2 separate regions of the Homo sapiens genome follow, and region 1 is linked to region 2. Evidence: chromatin loops called from intact Hi-C (ENCODE). Cell type or tissue: GM12878. All regions are shown on one strand.

What was found. A loop is a pair of places that touch in the nucleus more often than their neighbours do. Peaks named below come from ENCODE experiments on the same cell type or tissue, not always from the same donor. Only the 100,000 strongest peaks of a DNase experiment are listed, where the experiment ranks them.
Region 1: it touches region 2 in a loop (1.9-fold over the local background); 2 of 110 quality-filtered maps call a loop at or near these places.

Annotation. Positions count from the first base shown.
Region 1 is chr3:172,272,820-172,280,819 of GRCh38, forward strand. The region is part of intron 6 of FNDC3B (fibronectin type III domain containing 3B); the gene reads left to right. Among named protein-coding and RNA genes, the nearest start is that of GHSR, 170 kb to the right of the region's middle. In GM12878, a CTCF peak has its summit at 3,511 (motif pointing left); no DNase peak of the experiment used is centred here; H3K27ac peaks cover 99 bases.
Region 2 is chr3:171,841,883-171,849,882 of GRCh38, forward strand. TMEM212 (transmembrane protein 212) reads left to right here and starts at 1,467. Exons shown (of 5, transcript NM_001164436.2): 1 at 1,467-1,660. The coding sequence starts at 1,502. In GM12878, no CTCF peak of the experiment used is centred here; a DNase peak (open chromatin) is centred at 4,949.

The DNA of each region.
Region 1 (8,000 bases), 430 kb after region 2:
ACTAGTGTAAAATGAAATTTGGAAGATGTCTTGATTCTCATGGACTTGTGCAAGCTGAAGTTATTAAAGAGGATTAGGAACCACAGCTGGTGAGCAGATGGAATGCTTATAATTTCACAATCTGAGGTAGCTGTAAACTCAAATCTGCACAAAACTTCTTTGCTTTTTCTCTAGTTTATTTCACTTTATCTTCCTGGACTGTAACTCTGGGCAAGTACGATCGTTTAATTGTTGGAGATGATGAGCCTTAATAGGTTCCTCATTTAGATGGCATCATTTAAAATTCTAGTTGTACAATTTCATACTCAGAATTTCATTTCAGAAACCAACTATTTAATAATGGACTTATTAACAGCACAATAAGTAGGAAATGGTTTTACCTTTCGTTCAAAATGTAGAAATATATTTTAAATTTGAACAATGAAGACTGGTTCACAGTAATTGCAACTAGACAATATAACTACTTGCTTCTTAAAGAAATGCTTGATTCCATCAGTTTCTTCAGCTTTTTCTGTGTTCATTTCTACTAGAAATTCCTGTGTCATAGAAAAAAAGTCCCCTAAAGCCACCTTCTTCATTGGCTCTGTTACCTAATCACAGGCTCCCTGCTCCCTGTATATTCCCCGCACCCATGACTACTTCTCTGTTCATTCTATCTGATCATAATATAGGGGCCTTATACATGCACAGAGCAACTGTTTGCCCCCTCAGAAACATAAGCCTAGACCACATTTTCTGGGTAGATTAGTGTTTTCTCCACAAAGGAAGGTGTTTGTGAGACTTTCATCCAGTGGCTGCTAGGAAGGTCAAATTAGGAACTTTTGTCTACAGATACAAAGACATTAACTTACACTTTATGTTAGTGGTTGTTACTTTATTTAACAATGGAATTAGTGTCCACTCTACAGTTTAGCACCTCTTTATCCTTACTGAAAGACTTTAGAGAAATGGCTGCTAAGGTGGAGTTTCTTCAAATACAGAAAAACATCTGGAGCCGTAAATAAGTTGAGCAGCCCGGATACATTCTGTACTAGCTGGTTGGGAAGAAAACAACACAGGGATATTTCAGGTGGTGCCGCACAACAAACAGCGGTAGTTTATGGTCTGAGATAGTCTCTGTTCTTTTGGAACCGGTGTGTGCTTCTTCTCTAAAGCCACAGTCAGCAGCAAAAAATACTGTAACATGTCTTTTGGAAGCAATTACTGCATGATCCTCAGTGTTCTAGCCTCAGAACATCCTGAGTGTTCCATTTCTATACGTGCGGGAGAAGAGGACATATTACCGATGCTTTGGCATGAAGTAATCTGGAGAATTATTATAGGATATGGTCTTTCTTGACCAGCTTTTGAAATGGCTTTCAGTAGCTTCTCTTTGGATTTCCAAACTGACCTTCTGTAATTGGATATGGCCTCTTACAGAAGCAGTAGTATAAACATGTTTAAACTTCTAATGTAATTATTTTATCCTGAACCAAGTAGTCTAGCAGTCTCTTCCAGCGGATAGATTTGTTTATCTTAAGTAGAGTTGATCTCCCCGCCTTACCCTTGTTACCTTTGGACACAGGAGATGGCAGGAGAAGAGGTTTTGGATGGCCCCCAAGAAGAAGTAGACTTGGACCGAAAATCAGAAGACAAGAAGACCTGAGGATTTGATACTGGGTTCTTTTAGATTTTCCTGTGCGATCTTGACCAGATTCATAAAATCTCTGATTTGCTGAATCTATATCTAGTAAATGGGTATAATAATATCTAATATGTATTTGCATATGTTTGGTATGTGTATTGGTATGTGATGACTGACATAACAAAGTAGCACAAACTAGGTAGCTTACACAACACAATTTTATCTTCTCACAGCTCTAGATGCTAGAAGTCAGACTGCAGTGTTGGCAGGGTTGGTCCTTCAGGGCCATGAGGGAAGGATCTATTCTAGGCCTCTGTCTTTGACTTGTAGATGGCCATTTTCTCCCTCTGTCTTCACATCATCTTCCCTGTGTGTGTCTGCATCCGAATTTCCTCCTCTTCTAAGGACACCTGTCATATTAAATTAGGGCCCACCCTGATGAGCTCTTTTTAACTTAATTACCTCTTTAAAGGCCCTATCTCCAAATATAGTCAAATTCTGAGGCACTGGGGGGCCAATCCAGATTTTTTTGGTCATCCATTTTTTTTCTTTTCTGTTGTCTTATCTATTATATTTTCCTCTTGTGTGTTTTTATTTCTCACCCAGATTAGTCCATGACCTAAATGGCCGCTTTTGCTCACAACTGCCTCTTGGGCTCAATAAGCTCACTGTTGTCTAGGGTTTATACACCTCAGCTGTTAGGAGTTGGAGATCAGATGAATGTGGTTTATCGTCTGTAGAGTGAAATATGGCTACTAAGTGGTGCCATTACAGAGCCAATTTGGGGTGTAAATCTAGTATTTCAGCTCTTGGACTTTTTAAACTGCATCTTTAAATAGAACACTAGTTTCATTCTGAGGGGGGGAAATATACATGCAGAAGACATTAAGGCCTATGATGAATGTCATGTTTTGAACAACAAGGGCAGCTCATTTGGACAACAGAAATCCATCTGCAGGGCTTAAGAGAATCCTTTATTTTATACAGAAACCGAATAAGTTCCAAATAATATAAATGTTATTAAAGACTTAGAATGAGATAGCAATAGTGCATAGCTTTGGCCTAGAGTAGGTAGGCTTGAAAACAATTCAGGACTTCTTTTACATTGACCCTGGATTTGTGGATGTCTGTTCTATCATAATATGTTTTAGAGAATAAAATGGAAAAGCTTGTAATACCAGAGAGCTTCTATTCCTCAGAGTGGTTGCAATTCTGGAGAACAACCTCTTGCAAGTAGCATTTTCCGTATAGACATTTCTTGCCTGCTGGCCCAATCTTAACTTTTCATTTTAGTTCATTTCTCAGTTCAGTGCATTTAGAAGACAGTGCATTTTTCTTTTCTGGACTAGGGCAGATGGTGCTGTCACTTTTGATTATCTGGTTTTTTTTTTAAAGGGAAGTGTTGATTAGGGAGAGCAAGAAATGAAATACCACCAGATTAAATTGAGAGCAGAAATTATACAATCCCAAAAGAGGCAAATCTGTTCTATGTTTTTCTGCTTAGTTTACTATAGTTTATGTTTGACTTTCTAGATTTCAAGTTGGATATATTTTAAAAGATCATTTTAAGATAGCTTTTGGGTTATGAGTTTGCTTTGTTTCTGCTTTCTGGAAGATATAGAAGATAGAAATGTTTAGATGGTTTTCTTTTTCTAGTCACATTTAAGTAAGAAGATCCTTGGGTAAGAGTAGCTTTTAACAAATCCAAAATGTTTGGATAATTTCTACTTTATGCCACTGAAATCTCTCACTTGCAGTCTAGTGGCACTTTGTGTCTTGTTACTGTTTGGCCATCTAATCTTAAATTAGAATATTTAACAGGTGTTCCAAACCAGAAGTCACAAGGAAGTGGACAAAGAGGCCCAGAAGATAGCTTGAAGAGCCTCCTGCTGGCTACATTTAGGGCAAATTTAGTGTCCAAAAAATAATGATGGTGGTGGAGTGTAGCAGATTTTAACACATTGAATTAAAATAAAAAGAATCTGGGTTCAAGATACTTTGAAAAGTGGGAGGGAGAACTAATAAACATAGAAGGAATAACAGAATTAGAAAAATCACCATCTGGAAACTACCTGTAATATAATGATACATGCTAGAGATCATCAGTATTTACTATAACTGTCAGGTAAAAGGGCATAATGTGCTTTGACAATGGAGAAAGGTTTTACACACAATACCTTGAGCAAGTGACCAAACTGAGCATCACCTAATAGTTCAAACAGCAGTGTGCATGTTCTCATGTCATACGATGGGAAGTATATCTGTAAACAATTCTTCCCCAAAATTCTTAGCCTGTATCTAATTACGAGGAAATAGCATCACACTACAGATAGTGATATATTCTATAAGAAAACTGGCCTGACTGCTCCAAAAATGTCAACTTTATAAAAAGTATAAGGGATTTCTGTTCTAGATTAAGAGAGACTAGTAAAAACCTGACAACTAATGCATACTTGGTCCTCGATTGGATCCTGAATTAGGAGAAAAAAAATTAAAGATGTTATTGGAACAATTGACAAAATTTAACATGGATTTTAATCTCAAATTTATTCGATTAATGTTAAATCTGATTGTAGTAATGTGTTTTTGTTTATGTAGGAGAAGCTCCTTGTTCTCAGGAAAGAAATGCTGAAGTTTTGGGGGTGAAATGTCATGAGATCAATAACTTTCTTTCAAATGGTTGTGAAAAAACGTGTGTGTGTGTATATATAAGTAGAGATCAAATGTGAGCATGCAAATGTAGCAAAATGTTAATAAGTTGACCAATCTAGGTGTTTTTCTATAGCAATCTAGGTGTTTTGCTATAATTATAGCAGCCTGAGCTATAATTGGGTGGCTTAAGCAACAAACATTTATTTCTTACAGTTCTGAAGGCTGGGAAGTCCAAGATCAGGGTGCCAGCATATTTGGTGTCTGGTGAGGTCTGTCTTCCTGATTTATAGATGGCACGTTTGTGCTATGTCCTTGTGTGGCTGAGAGAAGAAAGCGAGCTCTCTCAGTACCCTTATAAGGACATCAGTCCCATCTATGAGGGCTTTATCCTCATGACCTCATCTCATTCTAATTACCTTCTAATGCCATCACTTTAGCGCGTAGGGTTTTAAGATACACGAATTTTGGGAGGGCACCAAGCATTTAGTCCCTAACAGTGTTCATAGTACTGCTCCAGCTTTTCTATAGATTAAAAATGTTTTAAAATATGTATTTTTTACAAATCGAGCAATTTCACATAAAATTTTGCATTTCTAGATTCTCTAGAAAAGTGGGAGTGTCTGCCTTACACCCATGATACACCAAGAATAACTGATTGGCTGCATAGCAGCTGCCCCCCTCAGATAGGGTGAGGTTTTTTCCATTTTCCATAGTCCTTACCCTTCCCTTTTGTTTTATATACCCACTTTCTTTACTCATTGATATTACCTGCCTAGTGGCTATAGGCATTTTAGTATGTACCCACACATGTAACACTTGCTGATTTCTTGGGGTGGTAGTAGGTTGTGTCATGGATGGTAATGACTTTTTCATATGCTGGAACTCTTGAGCCCTCTGGATTTGATACCCATATCAGGTGATGAGCTTCACTTGGCTCCTTGGCCACAGGCTGAGTATCTAGCCTTATTCCCAAATAATTCAGTCATCTGAGACATAATTAAGAAAATGTGGATGTAAACACTGTTCAAAACTTGCTGGATAGGAGATATACATATTAAAATTATCTTTCAGATGCAACATATTAGAAATTGTACTCTGGATTCTGCCTGTCAGTTGGCACAGTCTTGCAAAAAGTATTGTATAAGCTGCTTGAAAAAATGTAATATGGTATGCCAAGTCCTAATGAAAAAACATTTTGTGGAAACGTTTGTAGACTCCCATGCAAAAAGTAGTGTATGAACTTTAATTACCTTTGTAAGTTGTTCTATCCTGTGTTTAAGTGACTACTTTCCTGTTACATACCCAGGGAGGGTACCAGCTCTTGCTGGATAATCATGGTCTTGAGCCTTCCCCCAAAACACAAGAGCAGTATCTGGCAGAGGTTAGGGTTCAGCTAGCAGTGAACAGTTCAAAAACACAGGGAAGAAGAGGAAAGGACTGGTGCTAGAGTTAATCTTGTCAAGCAAACATATCTACCTAATACTTAATCTGTTTTTGTGGGTTTGCATCCCTGTACAATTTGATGTTCTTAAAAACACTAGCAGCCTTTGGCCGGGTGTGGTGGCTCACGCCTGTAATCCCAGCACTTTGGGAGGCCGAGATGGGTGGATCACTTGAGGTCAGGAGTTTGAGACCAGCCTGGCCAACATGGTGAAACCCCGTCTCTACTAAAAATACAAAAATTAGCCAGGCATAGTGGCGCACACTCGTAATCCCAGCTACTCAGGGGGCTGAGGCAGAAAAATCGCTTGAACCCAGGAGGCAGAGGTTGCAGAAAGCCGAGATCGCACCACTGCACTCCAGCCTGGGCAACAGAGTGAGACTCTGTCTCAAAAACAAAACAAAACAAAAAAAACACTAGCAGCTTTTGTCCAGTTCCATGCATATACATGATTTTTACATTGTGAAATGAACACAAAGATTTTTCTTAGGGAATCTGACAGAAATGAGCATAGAATCTTACTAGTATTTCAGTTCATTAAAGACCTAGACCTGGCACTCCATGTTGCCTCTCTTATTACCCCAGGTGTTACACAGCATTTGCCTGAAGGAGGCCATTTGCCTGTGAGGGGGTTAATGTGAATGTTCCCTGTAGGGCTTGACTCAAATCACAGGCCTGGGGAGTGGGGGGCGGGGGGCGGGGAAATCATCCTGTCCAGTGAATTCCAGAAATAGCAACAAAAGCTCAGAGGAAATTAGCCCCTGTTGTCCCATTGACATTCTCTGGCCATCTCTCCTGTCCAGCTGGGCACACTGCTTGGAAAAGAAATTCATTTGTGTTTCTCTCCTTTCTCTTAAGGTTCCAGAACCTGTTTGGAACCTAGGCCGCTCTTGAAAATATTTTCCTGGAATGGAAAGCAACTGCATGCAACATATGTTTACCTGCCTGCTGCTTTCTTTTTCGGTGTTGAGAGTCTGGTATTCCCTTGGCTACCTTTCAGGATTTCAAATAGAGTAACCACTTCACCAGCGAAATGGCTAGCAAGATGTTTATCTTTGTATTTTTAGCATCAGGATGATTGATATCTCAAGATATTTCTGGAATAGTTGTTTTTGGAGATTAACTGCATTGTCCTTATATTATGCAAGTTTATTCTTCGTGTTGTGATTTTACTCATCTTTAATATTTGTATTTAAAACCACTAACTGTGGATCATAGTCACTAAATGGAGAGTCTTAGATAATTAATTCTTCTTTTGTATGCGCTTATTGATTCCTCTTTTTTTCCCAGCATAAGTAATATTTCAAAATTGAAGATGGCCAATATTCTTTTTCTGAGTAGAAAAGCAATTCAACACATATTCGTTGTTGTTGTTGTTGTTGTTGTTGTTTGTTTGGGGACAAGTCTCCCTCTGTTGCATAGGCTGGAGTGCAGTGGCGCCATCTCAGCTCACTGCAGGCTTCAACTCCTCGGGTTCTAGCGATCCTCCCACCTCAGCCTCCCAAGTAGTCGGGACTACAGGCATGTGCCACCAAGCCCAGCTAATTTTTGTATTTTTCGTAGAGATGGGGTCTTACTATGTTGCTTAGGCTGGTCTTGAACTCCTGGGCTCAAGCTTTCTGCCCGCCTTGGCCTCCCAAAGTGCTGGGATTACCGGCATGAGCTACCACATCCAGCCATCAACACACATTCTTAATATTGTTTTCTTTTGTCCCCATTCATGCTTATCAGCATTAGTAGGCATTGACTAGGTATCTAGCTTGTCCTTATTATTGAGTAGTCACATTTTTCGTTTTCACCTAAAATTATTTATTTCTGTTTCTTTTTTGTTTGTTTGTTTTCATATTGATTGTTTACTGTTGGCTTTAGGCTTCTTATCTCCAAAATGAGCATGATCAGAAGCCACACATTTTCCACGCCCCTAGTTCATTATACATGATTTGTTAAAGAGAGTAGCTATGTCAGCTCCTTGGCAGATCTGAGAAAGCATATGATGTTATGACAGGGATATCTACAAATGAGCCTTGTGGATAAGAACTAGACAGAAGGTTTAGAGAGAAATAATGTTGATGTCATCCCATTGGAATGATAGAGCTGTTACAACCAGAAATACATTCTATAGCTAGTAGCTAAGTGTGTAGCTCTATTTCTTTTCTAAGAAGGAAAAAATGTGAAATAAACCAAAGAAGTAAAGTATGTTTATAAAGGAGGATATTTTAATTAGTTTAGGTCTTAACAGTTATTCAAACAGTCTGAACTTAGGTTTCTTTTTGGAGCAAACAT
Region 2 (8,000 bases):
TATTAAAGACAGAAAGGCAGAAAGAAAAAAAGCAGAGAATCAGAGAGAAGCTTCTCTTTCCACCACATATGGGAGGGTCCTTTGGGAGTTTTTACCAAATTGTTCAGGAAGAGTTAAACATGATGTTTTTAAGGTGATGAATTTAAAAAAAAACCACAATAAGTGCACCTTTGTCCCACGATGGAAGGACCCCAAAGGTGGAACATCCCAATTTAACAAGAGTAACTTTCTGAACATCTTCGTTATGCTAAACTCTGGGCTAGGCATTTATGGTTTTAGCTCATTTAATCCTCTCAACCAAATCCATTAAAGATAAACACTAACTTTTATTCCCATTTCGCATACGAATAAATAGACCTAGAGAAGTTAAGTAACTTGCCCTTACTCAAGGACACAAACCTGGTAGAGAGTGGAACCAGAATCGGATCACAGCTCCATCTGACTCAAAATCGATGTCCTAAACCACTTCATTTGCATTCATAAAATTATTTTTCATCCTTTTATTTCAGTAAAAAGGAATAATGTATTAATGTTAAATAGGAAAATTATTCAGATGGCTTCAGAAACTGACCTGTGTTTTTAAGATATTTTTTTGAACAGACATCCACATATATCCAATCAGTCAAAATCAAATAACACCATTTTCTCAAATGCATGAAAAAGTAAGAGATGACTTGTAACTGCCTAAATGTACCTAAGTTCAATATCTCAAATTAGAATTATGATTCAAGAATGAATGGGGATCAGCATTTTATTCAACTGATGAATTGCTCCTCAAAGTTTATTTTATTTTATAACTGCATACATTTCCATCATCACACTTTAATTGAAAATTAAATTAATAGTAAAATAAGGTGAAACTGGTTTAGTGAAAACAATGCAAAACTCCATAATAAAGTTCATGCCCATTTGGGAATGAATCCATATCAAAAATCTTTATCAAAAATAATTGTAGTGGAATTAAACTTTGAAAGGAGGTGAAGGTCTTGCTTTGGGTTGAAATCATTTAAATTAAATATAATGAAAAGTGACCAGGGTGCTTATTTTTACTTTGTTTTGTGGGAAATTGTGCTGGGAATGTGGATCTATTGTACACAAAGGATGTTGGCTTTATGCTGGAACCACTAGGCAGGTTGAGTTGAGAAACAATTAGCTCAGTCAGCAAGCCTTTGAATCTGATTAAGCCAGGAAGTGGTCACTCCCCAGGACAGGGCAGAATGAAGGGAATCAAGGCAGCAATCCAAAGCAAGGGATAATTTTTTTCTCTCTTTCTCTTAAATAAATTGTTATTAGAATTTATTGTGTCAAATTTATGCCAAGGACTATTTGAGTACATTTCATCTTTGGTAAAACAAATAGAATCTTGTTTCCAAGTAGATCAACAGTTCGTATGTGTCGTGGCTACTGTCTCTAAGAAACTTCTATTTACTGAGGCCTGTCATACGCTCATGTTTTGGTAACAAAACATCTTTGAGACCAAGGCCTCAAGCCACCAAGGAAAATGAAGGGCCTCTACCAGGCTGCTGGCCGGATTCTTGTTACTCTGGGGATCCTCAGTGTATGCTCTGGAGTTATTGCTTTCTTTCCTGTCTTTTCTTACAAGCCTTGGTTCACAGGATGGAGTGTTCGAATTGCTTGTCCTATCTGGAATGGAGCTTTGGTATGAAAATAGTTTATTAAATATATTGAGAAAATAAAAGAAGGTGGGAGGGAAAGGGAAAACAGAAGAACATATCCTTTTAAATTGTTCTAACAATACAAAGAAGTCAAAATTCCACAAAAAATCAGAATCCGCCTTGGAACATTGATTTCTATTAATTGCATTTTAAGTATAAAAATGATCTTAATATTGTTTTATCATGTATACATGTATATTATGTATTTTTAATGACATGCTGCTCAAGAAATTCTTAAAAAGTTATTTTATTTTAATCCACTTAACTTGATATGCTAAGAAATTAGAATCTTTTGAAATGTGAATTTTGAATTTAGAAAAAAACATAAACCTTGAAAAGTAATTTTAAAATACAGAACAAAGTAAAATAATTTTCAAACTAATGCTTTCATTGCAAACACTAAGATGTACATGGCCCCAAAATTTACAAACCCCAAATATTTGTTTTTCCACCTTTCTCTTGCAAGCAACTGTTTGAACTGAAAATAACTCAATAATTTTCAATTATTTGAAAATAATTCAAATAATTCAATAATTCAAGATGGACTTCACAATTCACTAGGAAAGTACATGTGCCAAGTACAGCGTACGACACTAAGTAGTACTCCGTGTGCGCTCATTGAATCATTGCACAGATAAACGATTGGCCTGGTCCCTTAGCTCTCCAACCAAAAAAAAATGGGCACATCTAGTCTTGGGAGTAACTGGCTTCCATGCTGGTATGATTTAAGAGAAGTTACAGAGACCCACCTGTCCAACAAATCCTTCTCTCATTGATTCCTGTGACGCCTGACACTACTGGAGACTGGAGAATTCAATATTGAAGCTTTTTGATCTTAAGGAATCTTCTATTAAAATGTAGCCACTTGGCCGGGCATGGTGGCTCACGCTTGTAATCCCAGCACTTTGGGAAGCCAAGGGGAGCGGATCACGAGGTCAGGAGTTCGAGACCAGCCTGACCAACATGGCGAAACCCCGTCACTACTAAAAATACAAAAATTAGCTAGGCGTGGTGGCATGCACCTGTAATCCCAGCTACTCAGGAGACTGAGGCAGGAGAATCACATGAACCTGGGAGGCAGAGTTTGCAGTGAGCCGAGATCATACCACTGCACTCCAGCCTGGGTGACAGAGCAAGACTCCATCTCAAAACAAACAAACAAAATGTAGCCACTGTTGTGTGAGATAGTATCTTAAATCTTTAAAAAGTTAAAACTTTAACTGAGATACCACCTAAAAACTAGACCTCAGGAAATATAAATTTTAATCTACTTATTAGATAAATATTTATGAATAGCCCCCTATGTCGTTGAGTTACAATGAAGGATCCAACAAGGTCTTCATCTTAAAGGAACTTGGTCTAGTGGGGTTTGATGAATGTGTGCAGATAGACGGAAGCCAGTGGGATTATGGGAGAGTCGATGGAATGAGGAAACCACAGGGTTATCTTTCTCTTTCTCAGTTTTTTTTTCTTTTTCAATACATTCTTTTGCATCTATCACCCCAATCTTGATCTTCCCTTCTTTTCTCCAACACCTACCTGAAACCACAATTCATTCAAAGAAATATTTGTTTAAGTTCTACTGGAATGCAGAGATGGCAGTTACACTTATTCAAGTGGCTTCCAAACTTTTTTTTGGTGACTCAGAGTCAGAAAAATATTTTAGGTGAGGACCCAGAATGTACATAAATACATCTACATTCTTCTCTCTAGATAAATAGATATCTACATCTATTATGTATATACATGTATAGTAGATGTTTATATATCTATAAAACAAAAGTTGCTCAAAATAGTACTTACCCTCTATGTGAAACATATTCTGATATTTTCTATTTCATTTAATTTTTTTAAAAATTCTGATTTCACAAAGTTTAACAATATCATGATTAGAGTTCAACCCTACATTCTTTTGTTACAGCTGTTTGCCTATCCTTTCAGACTGCAACATAATACATTAAACAAATATTGGTGATTTTGATTAAGATTACAGATGATTGAATGTATTGTTCTAGGCCAAACATCTATTTTTACCAGTTAGGCCCGGAGAAATGATATGATGTGTCTCCAGCACATAGTTAATTGGTAACTGTTTGATTTCAGAGGTGGCAGCATCAGGAAATGGAGTCAGAGATAAAGGATTTAGAGAAGTGGACCTGTTTTCAAGTCCTGACTTTGATGTTCTTGGTAGGAGGTCAAAAGCAGGACCCTCAGCCAGCCAGTTCCTCATTCCCTTTATCTGTAAAATGGGGAATTTTACAGATAAAAAGAGCCCACGTGTAAAACTGTCCAACCCTAAGATGCACAGTGAGAAGGAACACAATTTAAACAAAGATTGTATAATAAAGAGCTTTGCCAATTTTAAAGCCCTCTTCAAATGCTAGTTAATACTATGCCTTTCATTTGTGCCCTACTCTCTGTTCAAGCCCTTTGTTCTTAATCCTGTGTCACCCACCTCACTTTCCTATCCTACTCCCTCGTAACCTGCTGAGTTCTCCATCCTGTTACTTCCTGGACTTCATCTCCTACCACTCTTCCCTTAGGTCACTTCTCTCCCATCACATTGGCTCCTTGCAGTTTTCAAACATGCCATGATGTGTTTCTGCCTCAGGGCCTTTGCACTACCTGCCCTCTGCCTAAAGCCTCTTCCTGAACTTGGCTCACTCCCTAGTCTCCTTCAATTCTTGATTAATTCTTTATCAAACAACACTTTTTTATGGAGGTTTGCTCCCATTACACTATTTAAAATTGTAATCCCCTGACCCCAACTGGTGTTCCCAATCTCTGATACCCTGCTCTATTTTTTCCTCATAACACTTATTAGCATATAAGACACTATATAATTTTTCAATTTATTGTTTGTATATTCCCCTCTCCTCTAACAAATGTATATTGTAGAAGGGCAGGGATTGTTTTTTCTATTATGTTTACTGCTGTATCTGAAGAACTTGGAACAAAGGGAATTACAAACTCTGTGTTCAATAAATATTGTTCAATAAGTATTGTTGAATGAGTGAATGAATCTCATACCCTCCGTTCTGTTGGTACAGAATTTCTTATACAGTTGAATACCAATTAGGTTGCAAAGACTAAAGGTCAGGGTGGTATTTATATTATACTAGTGCAGGAAAAAATCCTCATGAGAAGGAAAGTAATACAAATGCTCAGTCTTTCAATAATGTCTAAATTTGGACGAACGTTATGTTTTTTTACTAGTGAGTTTCCTACTGAACCACAGTTCTGTCTGATCAGGGTGAACTTCAAACAGTCTCTGACTCATTCCACAACCTCCCTTACCAATCACTTCTTAACTTGCCTCCAAAGTATGTCTTCCTCCAGTGACAAGATTTGTACATTTCAACCATATTAACATTTCCTTTTACAGATGACTCCATATTTCCTTGGGGACTTGTAAGAAAGAGATTTTTGTATATGATACAGTACTTTGAATTTGTTCAAAGTCTTTCATTCAAGACTCTCTAAGTACTTCATATAGATTGGTCCTCAGACTCCCTAGTTCCATTTTGACATTTATATGACAAGCAATTTTCCTAGAATTTTGGAGCTAGGTTATTTAAAAGCATCAGCTGCTAGCAAGTATTCAGTGAGGAGATCATAATACCATAAGGAATGAGTTCTATTAATTCTAGAAAACATGGCTTGTAGATCAAGTTCTGATGAAAAGACTGGAGTGCAATGAGTTTAAACACAGGCCCTGAGGGCTGGACAGCCCAGTGACTTGGCCAATGGCAAGTGCAGCGCTGTACCCAGAGCCCTGCTTAGAGAAGGGAATTTGGGAGAAAGGTCACGCTAGATTTAGTTTTGCAGTCTTCCTCAACGGAAGTTCTGCCCCTTCCTCGACGGTTAGAGAAGGGGCTTGATTACATGACCATGCACGTCTGTTACAGCTTCCACAGTTGCATGTCTTCCAACTGCCTGATGGTGTCAAAGAAAAACCAGAGCTGAACAGTTAGTTAAAGCAATAAAAGCAAATTTTATTCAGGATTATTGCAATAGGGAAAAAGAGACATCAATATAGAACAAGGTTCTAGTCCAAGCACAGCATGAGCAAATGGGAATTTATAGCTGAGAAGCAGCTATAAGGGTAAAAGTCGGTGGATGGAAAATTACTAACAGGAAATATCAGGGGCAAGGGGGATTCTGGCTATACAGACCTACCAGTTTTCTTGCTGAAGACAGGCCAGGGTGATCAGACATCACGGTGGGGATGGGGGAGGAGGAGAAATCTGACTAGTTATAGAGGGTGATCAGATATTGAGACTAGGGGGGGTTCTTGCTAAACTGACTCATCAGCAGCAGGGTTCTTGTGCTCAAACTGGATTTTACAAGAAAGTACACAGATGGGCCTAGGAGAAGGTTCAGGAACCTGACTAAAGTTTGATCAAGCAAATAATCTATGTCAATGGTCCATTTTTCCACTTAGATATCCTAAGCTGCTTTAAGGCCAACTTGTCTAAAACCAAATTAATCATCTTGTCACCAAAACCATTTTTTTTCTTCTCCAACTTCCCTGTCATTGTCTTGGTAACTCAATTCCAAATACTGGAGTGATTTTGACTCAACCTGTTCCTCTAAACTATCCCTTCTCAAACTGTAACGTGCATACAAATCATTAGCAGATCTTGATGAGATGCAGGTTCTAATTCAGCAGGTCTGGGGTGGGGCCTGAGAGTCTGCATGTCTAATGAGTTCCCAGAGGATGCCCATGCTGCTGGTCCTAGGACCACACTGCAGGCAGCAATGCCCTACAGCCTAACACCAACCCTACTCTAATCAGTTGCCATGTAACTTTAATTTTTCCTACAAGGCATACCCCTATGCATTCCTTCCTTTTCCATCTCACTCTATACCCCCTTACCACTTGCCATCACTTCTCAGATTTTATGCCTAGGTAACTTTGATAGCCAAACTGTGGGAATCTATCCATTAGTGAATTATAAAATCAATCTATTGAGTAGCTAGCAGTATTTACAATAAATGCATAGAATAGAATAGAATAGGATAGAATAGAATAGAATAGAATAGAATAGAACAGAGGAGAACAGAGTAGAGTGGAGTGGAGTGGAGTGGAGTGGAATGGAATAGATAATATTAGAATGCACCACATTTTTTATATCTGACCAAAATTTGTATATCTTTTATATGCATCATAATGCATATGATGCATAATGATGGTTACATATTATTTTGGTCAGATATAAAAATATTTATAACTATGACATAAAATGTATTCGTTATTGTGGCTAGAGTTGAAAAAATAAATCTGAAGACCAGGGTTCTACAGAGATGTCTAGGCCTCCCCGTATTCCAATCTAGTGTGCACACAACTGGCTCATCTTTCTAAACCCCTTCAGTAGTCAGGCTACAGGTCCTTCAAAAATCTTTCACGTTGCTTCATTGTCCCTAAACAAAGTTCAGACGTGCTAGACTGCATTGTGAGGTCCTTCTCACCCTGGTATTACCTGGCTTTCAATCCTGATTTTCTACTCTTCTCTGCCAAGAACTGGCCCTCCTTTCAGTGTGGACTCCTCACTCCCTGCTCCCTAAGCATGGCAGCCACTTCCCCACCTTTGCACATGCTGCTCCCACAGACTGAGCTGCCCTCCCTCTGTCACCTCCCATTGAAATCACATCCATCCTTAAACCCACTTCAGATCCTATTTCTCCATGGTGCCTTTATCATCGATGTTTCCCCTGTAAGTGATACCTTATCTCTGAGCTCTTCTCATGCAGAAAACATTCATCCTTCTTGCCTAGTGTTGTAGCCATTCTCGTGTGTGCATTATTTTTACACCTGAACTGTAAATTCCAGCGGCAGTCAGAACCACTATTTGTACAATTACTATTTGGGGATCTTGTTCATCTTATTTAGCCTTTCTGTGCCTCATTTTAAAAGTGGGAGGATATCTACATGATAAGGTCATTGTGAGGATTAAATGAGTTAACACATGTGAAGTGTTCAACATATATTAAACACTCACTCAATACATGTTAACATTTATTATTACTTTATCAGCACAGTACCTAGCACATTGCTTGTTTGCAGTAGACTCATAACAGATGCTTGTAAGTGAATAAATTAACCATATTAATATGATACCTCTTAAAGTTTCTATTTCTATTGTGAGGGCTCCCTGCTTCCTTCAATTCATCTACTTCTGGGAACTACGTCCTCTACTTAGGCAATTTAAAGATTTAGTGGGAGGGTTCACAATGATCATGCAATCAAAGTGTTAGCAGTAATTGTTGCAAAACCCAGCTGATATCCCTGGAAGCGCCCAGAAAGCAAGGCAGCAGCATGTC